2 separate regions of the Homo sapiens genome follow, and region 1 is linked to region 2. Evidence: read pairs that join two places in POLR2A ChIA-PET (ENCODE). Cell type or tissue: HCT116. All regions are shown on one strand. Links, peaks and the distances in the headings refer to the core of each region. The heading gives the core; the rest is flanking DNA.

Evidence for each region. ChIA-PET counts read pairs that join two places held together with the same protein. Peaks named below come from ENCODE experiments on the same cell type or tissue, not always from the same donor. Only the 100,000 strongest peaks of a DNase experiment are listed, where the experiment ranks them.
Region 1: POLR2A ChIA-PET joins it to region 2 with 5 read pairs; 2 of 35 experiments call an interaction of 5 or more read pairs at or near these places.

What each region holds. Positions count from the first base shown.
Region 1 is chr3:111,913,276-111,916,208 of GRCh38, forward strand. It overlaps PHLDB2 (pleckstrin homology like domain family B member 2), which reads left to right. Exons shown (of 18, transcript NM_001134438.2): 3 at 44-427. Among named protein-coding and RNA genes, the nearest start is that of PHLDB2, 55 kb to the left of the region's middle. In HCT116, for the core only: no CTCF peak of the experiment used is centred there; no DNase peak of the experiment used is centred there; H3K27ac peaks cover 2,500 bases.
Region 2 is chr3:112,049,849-112,052,781 of GRCh38, forward strand. TMPRSS7 (transmembrane serine protease 7) reads left to right here. Exons shown (of 18, transcript NM_001395507.1): 8 at 1-126; 9 at 823-935. Among named protein-coding and RNA genes, the nearest start is that of TMPRSS7, 17 kb to the left of the region's middle. In HCT116, for the core only: no CTCF peak of the experiment used is centred there; no DNase peak of the experiment used is centred there.

The DNA of each region.
Region 1 (2,933 bases), core at 285-2,784, 140 kb before region 2:
TTCTCACAAACCCACTGACCTCCCCCTCCTCCCTGTGTTCCAGGAGAGACAGCGTCTGGAGACCATCCTCAGTCTCTGTGCTGAATACACAAAGCCTGACAGTCGCTTATCTACTGGGACCACCGTGGAAGATGTGCAGAAAATCAACAAGGAGCTTGAGAAGCTGCAGCTCTCTGATGAGGAGTCTGTGTTTGAGGAAGCCCTCATGAGCCCTGACACAAGATACAGGTGCCACCGGAAAGACTCCCTCCCTGATGCAGACTTGGCAAGCTGTGGGAGTCTCAGTCAGAGCAGTGCCAGCTTCTTTACCCCCAGGAGCACCAGGAATGATGAACTACTCAGTGACCTCACCCGGACTCCTCCACCACCATCCTCCACCTTTCCGAAAGCTTCCAGCGAGTCCTCTTATCTAAGTATCCTACCAAAGGTAATGTTGGCCCAGCAAAGATACTAGGATTTAAGGTCTAGGGCTGTGCATATGCTTTGGCATGAAAACTGATGATTTTATCATGCTAATTATCCAGGATGTTTTCAGTGAAATTTCAATTTAAGAGGTCATTAGCTGAGCGAGGTGCAGCAAATTAGGGTGTTTACTGTAAAGTAACAAATTTGCACTGTAAAAATTGTAGCAGCACAGAAGAGTAGAAAGAAAGCACATTTCTCTTCTCCCTGCACCCTTTCAGGTTGTACACCTGAGTGATAAGCAGGTGTAAAACTGGTGCTAAAATTGTCTTACCTGCCTTCCTAATATTTTCTGTGTATATATGGCTATCTGTTATAGGCATAGACAGACAGACACACACATAGTGTTCTGTACTTTTTTTCCCTCACTAAATGCCTTGGGTATCTTTGCATATTAGTATACATAGCTCTACCTCATTCTTTTTAATGACCAATTGCTCTTCTTTTGTTTGCAACTACCGTTTATTTTCAGGGTTTTTTTTTTTTTGCTAATAAAATCCATATGCGCAAATATTGTAGCATATATATATTTGCACAATTCTGCAAATGTGTCTGTGGGATCACTTACTAAAAGTGGAATTGCTGGGTCAAAGAGTTTGTGTATTTTTCACTTTACTCAATATTTCCAAATCGTACTTCTAAAAGACCATATTAAAAAAAGAGTCTATATATCCAGGTGACACTTTGACTAAGTTTATATGTGCATATAAACACAAGTGTTCTCCATACACTTGCCAAGGTTGCATATTGTCAAAATTTTTCAATTAGCCAAATTGATAGAAGTTTAATTTGCTTTTCTTTAATTATACATCAAGTTGGGGATCTTTCCATATTTTTAGTTATTATTTGTATTTTTTGACCCACTTATTCATGTTCTTCACCCATTTTTTTAATTGTTTTATTTTTCTTGTGTTTTACTGAGTAGTAAGAGCTGTTTGTGGTAAGCAGATGAGCCTTTTATCATAACTAGTCTTTATTTTGACTTTATTTGTATTTTTTCGGCATATAGGAGTTTAAGATTTATTGGTACTCATAAGTACTATTTAGTCTTCTGGTTGTATGTTGGTTTAAAATTGTCATCCTTTTGAGGATTTGTTAAATGGAGTTTAAGGAAAAATCTTTTAAATTTTTTTTTCTTTTTCTTTTTGTACAGGACTTAGAACCCCAAAATCTTTTGTTATTACGTTTTTTTCACACAGGTTAAGAATTTTTTTCTACAACAATTTAGGTTTTAAATTTCTCCAAAAATGATTTGAAGGAGCTTACAATGAAAGATATAAATTTTATTGGACTAAAATTAGAATAACAAAAATAGTAAATAGGAGGAAAAAGCAGATATGATATTCACAAGGTAGATTTACTTATTTAGGAATAAGTAGGATTAATGTATTGATTTGCTTAATTGATGCTTACTATTAAGTTCAACTGTGAGATTCTTTAGTTAATCTTTTGTTATAAGAGAAGGACACATTGACTCTTTAAGAGGAAGATATTGTCATGGTACTAAATTCTGGCAGTAATTTATCACATGGGCATTATTCAGGGGAGTTTGCGTGTTTGTTTAGCTACAGCAAGACTTTTACACTGAATGTTCCTAGTCAGAAATCATTATCTACCTAGTGAGTTTTTCCATGATACACATCAGGACTTCGGACTGTTGAATACATGTTGGACATCAATCCCTTCTTTTTTCTTTCTTTCTTTTTTTTTGAGACAGAGTCTTGCTCTGTCACCCAGGCTGGAGTGCAGTGGTGCAATCTAGGCTCACTGCAACCTCTGCCTTCCGGGTTCAAGCGAATCTCCTGCCTCAGCCTCCCGAGTAGCGGTGACTACAGGCACACGCCACCATGCCTGGCTAATTTTTGTATTTTTAGTAGAGACAAGGTTTCACCCTGTTGGCTAGGCCAGTCTCGAACTCCTGACCTCAAGTGATCTGCCTGCCTCGGCCTCCCAAAGTGCTGGGATGACAAGGGTGCGCCACTGAGCCCTACCCATCCCTTCTTTTTGCTATAGTGACCATGTTTACCTTACTAATTCTCAATGGAGACTAATTCTGAACAGGACATCTGTTTCTGTGGGCAGAGAGTTGCAATGATTAGAAACCAGGATAGGGAAGAAAGTAGGGGCAGGGGGAATCAAAAGTTGTTGTTCAGGCACAGTAAATGACCCATCACTTGAAAAGTTGAGCTGTTGTCATCAGCCATTGGGCTTCCTTAGAAACCCTTTGCTTCCTTTTGATCTTAAATCTTTTCACATATCTTCCTTTATGGAGATCTGCCAGTTTTTTGTTAAAAACATTAAGCTGTGTGCTGTCTCTAAAGACTATCTTTTGGGAGACAGGTTTCCTCCTGGAGAGGGCTATGACAAGAATGCTGTTGGTGCGTACACGAGCAGATCTTGGCAGATGTTTTTAATTGCTCAAGCGTGTAATTGTGGAATAGGAGGCCTCTGAAGCTTAGTGCAGCATCTGT
Region 2 (2,933 bases), core at 154-2,653:
GTGAACCCACAAGAACATTAATGTCATTTGTTTCTACAAATAATCTCATGTTGGTGACATTTAAGTCTCCTCATATACGGAGGCTCTCAGGAATCCGGGCATATTTTGAGGTCATTCCAGAACAAAGTAAGTCTTCCCCAATTATGGAGAAGTCACTTTTAGAAATATTTGTAATGATAGGCTATTCTTATCTTTCTGGAAGCTGTGTTGTAATATTCATTGTATTAGTCTGGGACTCTGAATAAAGGTCCAGTCAGAAGAGAGAGACCATATTAGTTATTTAGACAGAATGAATTCTGTAAGAACTATTAACTTCATATAAAGGTGTCAATAAGGTTACTCAAAAGGCAAAAAGGACAAGAAGAGAAATGTATCATGGATGTAACATGTGCAGAAAGTAACTATCATCCCTAAGGCTGGGTGAACAAAGGAAAGAGGTTGAGATTATTACAGTTTAGAGCTTAGAGGAGGGAATATGAGAGATGGAACTCAGGCCTCTGAGGAGGGATTGCTGTTCAGCTGCTGCTGGTGTCTCTGAGTTCAGAACTATGTTTTTAAAGAGAGTAATAGCATCTTGCAGATCTGCAGCCAAAACATATGATGTGAAAACAAATATAGAATTAGAGAATAAGCATTTTAGCTATACATCTGTAGGGTGGCATTCCTTTCTTCTGAAAAAAAAAAAAAAAACCCAAAGTTTAAGAAATGTATAAAGCTTGTCGATCAAGGAAGTGTGCCTTAGTAATTAAAGAAATGTATGAAGTGTATTTTCCATAATCTCACAGCTGCAAATCATTGTGTGTCACTGGGTATCTTTTCCAGAGTGTGAAAACACAGTGTTGGTCAAAGACATCACTGGCTTTGAAGGGAAAATTTCAAGCCCATATTACCCGAGCTACTATCCTCCAAAATGCAAGTGTACCTGGAAATTTCAGGTAGCCTAGTTCTACCAGTGTCTTAGAAAAATATTACTGCTCTATTTTTAATAGCATGAATTTCATTCATTTTTTAATTACAAAAGAATATTGCTTAATTTTATAAAATTTCAGTATTATTGAAATATATTATTTAGAATGCAACACTTTTCTGTAATTTCAACCCTCTGCCCACAAATTAACTACTCTTAGCAGACTGGGGCCTTTTTCTCAAATTTATTTTGTTGGTATTGAAAATGCAAAGGCATTATTGAAGGTTCAATTATTGTATTATGATAGAGCACATTTATCAATTTTTAATTACTTAATCACCAGCATTGTAATAGGAATAATAATAAAATAATAAATTGGATTAGGCAATACAGTCAGCCCTCTGTATCTGCAGGTTTGGCATCCGTGGATTAAACCAATCACAGATCAAAACATTTTACAAACAGACACAATAAAATACAACAATAAACAATAACACAAATAAAAAACAATACAATATAACAACTATTTATATAGAATATAATTGTATTAGGTATTATAAGTAATCTAGAGATGATTTAAAGTATATAGAGGATGTGCATAGATTACACGCAAATACTACACAATTTTATATAATATACTTCAGTATCTGAGAATTTTGGTATCTGTAGGGTTCCTGGAACCAATCCTCCACAGATACTAAGGGACAACTCTATTATATTTCAGTTGTATAAGCAAACCAGAGTGCAAATGTATACGAAATATCTATCTATCTATCTATCTATCTATCTATCTATCTATCTATCTATCTATGTATCTATCTATCTATATCTATCTCTATTATCTATCTCTATTATCTATCTATCTCTATCATCTATCTATCTATCTATCTATCTATCTATCTATCTATCTATCATCTATCTATCTATCTATCTATCTATCTCTATTACCTATCTATCTATCTCTCCCTCTGGTGCTAGATAGGGCATTTATGCTTTTTTAAAAAAAATCTTAGTAAACTGCTTTTTCTTTCTCCACCTATAATATCACATGGAGACAGGGCAAAGTGTCACCTCTGTTCATTCAGGATATACGTATAGACTCATTATTGTGTGGCATAGCAATTAGATGAATTAGATGTAAGTGGCAAGCAGTATGTTGTTTGCGTTTATTCAACATATTATTGAATGACTACTATGGGCCAGGCACTCAGGCACGATTCCAGATACTGGGGATCCACGAAATCAGACACAAACACAGAGCAGCAGCCCTGCTCTCATGGAGCTTACCTTCCAGTAGGGGAAGGCAAGTAATAAACAAACAAGTTAAATACGCGTAATATGTCTCGTAATGATAAAATGCTATGGAGAAAAATAAAGCAGGGAAGGGGGCTCTATAGCCTGAGTTGGGGGTGGGAGGTGTGAAGCATAACAAGTTAGGTGTTTGTTATCTTAAATAGGATGATCAGGGAAAGTCTTGCTGACAAGGGGACATTTGCGGATAAACCTGAAAGATGACGGAACTAACCTTGTGAATACCAGGATAAGAATGTTGCAAGCAAAGAGAACAGCTGAGCCAGGGACTCTGAGGCAGGAGGGTGCTTGATGCATATTTTTTTTTTGTGCATAGTCATAATAGTTAAATAGTTAAAATAATTTCATTACTCTACCCAAACCTGTAAGTTGGTGTCAATACCCTGATGGCATGTGTCCTTAAATTTAAAAAAAAATCATTATTACAAATATTTCCAAAGTAATTAAGAGATAAAGGTGCTGGACCCTTGCTCACTGCCAGGTTCTCAAGGCTTCAGGGCAGCAGAAATGCAGGGCCTCAGATAAGCAGCAAGTCTGAGGAGGAGAGGAAAAGAGGAGATGAAAGAAAGGGTTAGGGAAGGAAGAGGGAAAGGAAACAAATCTCCATTTCTTCAGTCTCTCCACAAAGCAGATTTACCTTCTTGAGCTTGTGTGATAGCAGAAAAAGACAGTGCCATTCTCAAAAGCTCTGTCGAATGTTTGAAATTCCTTTGAG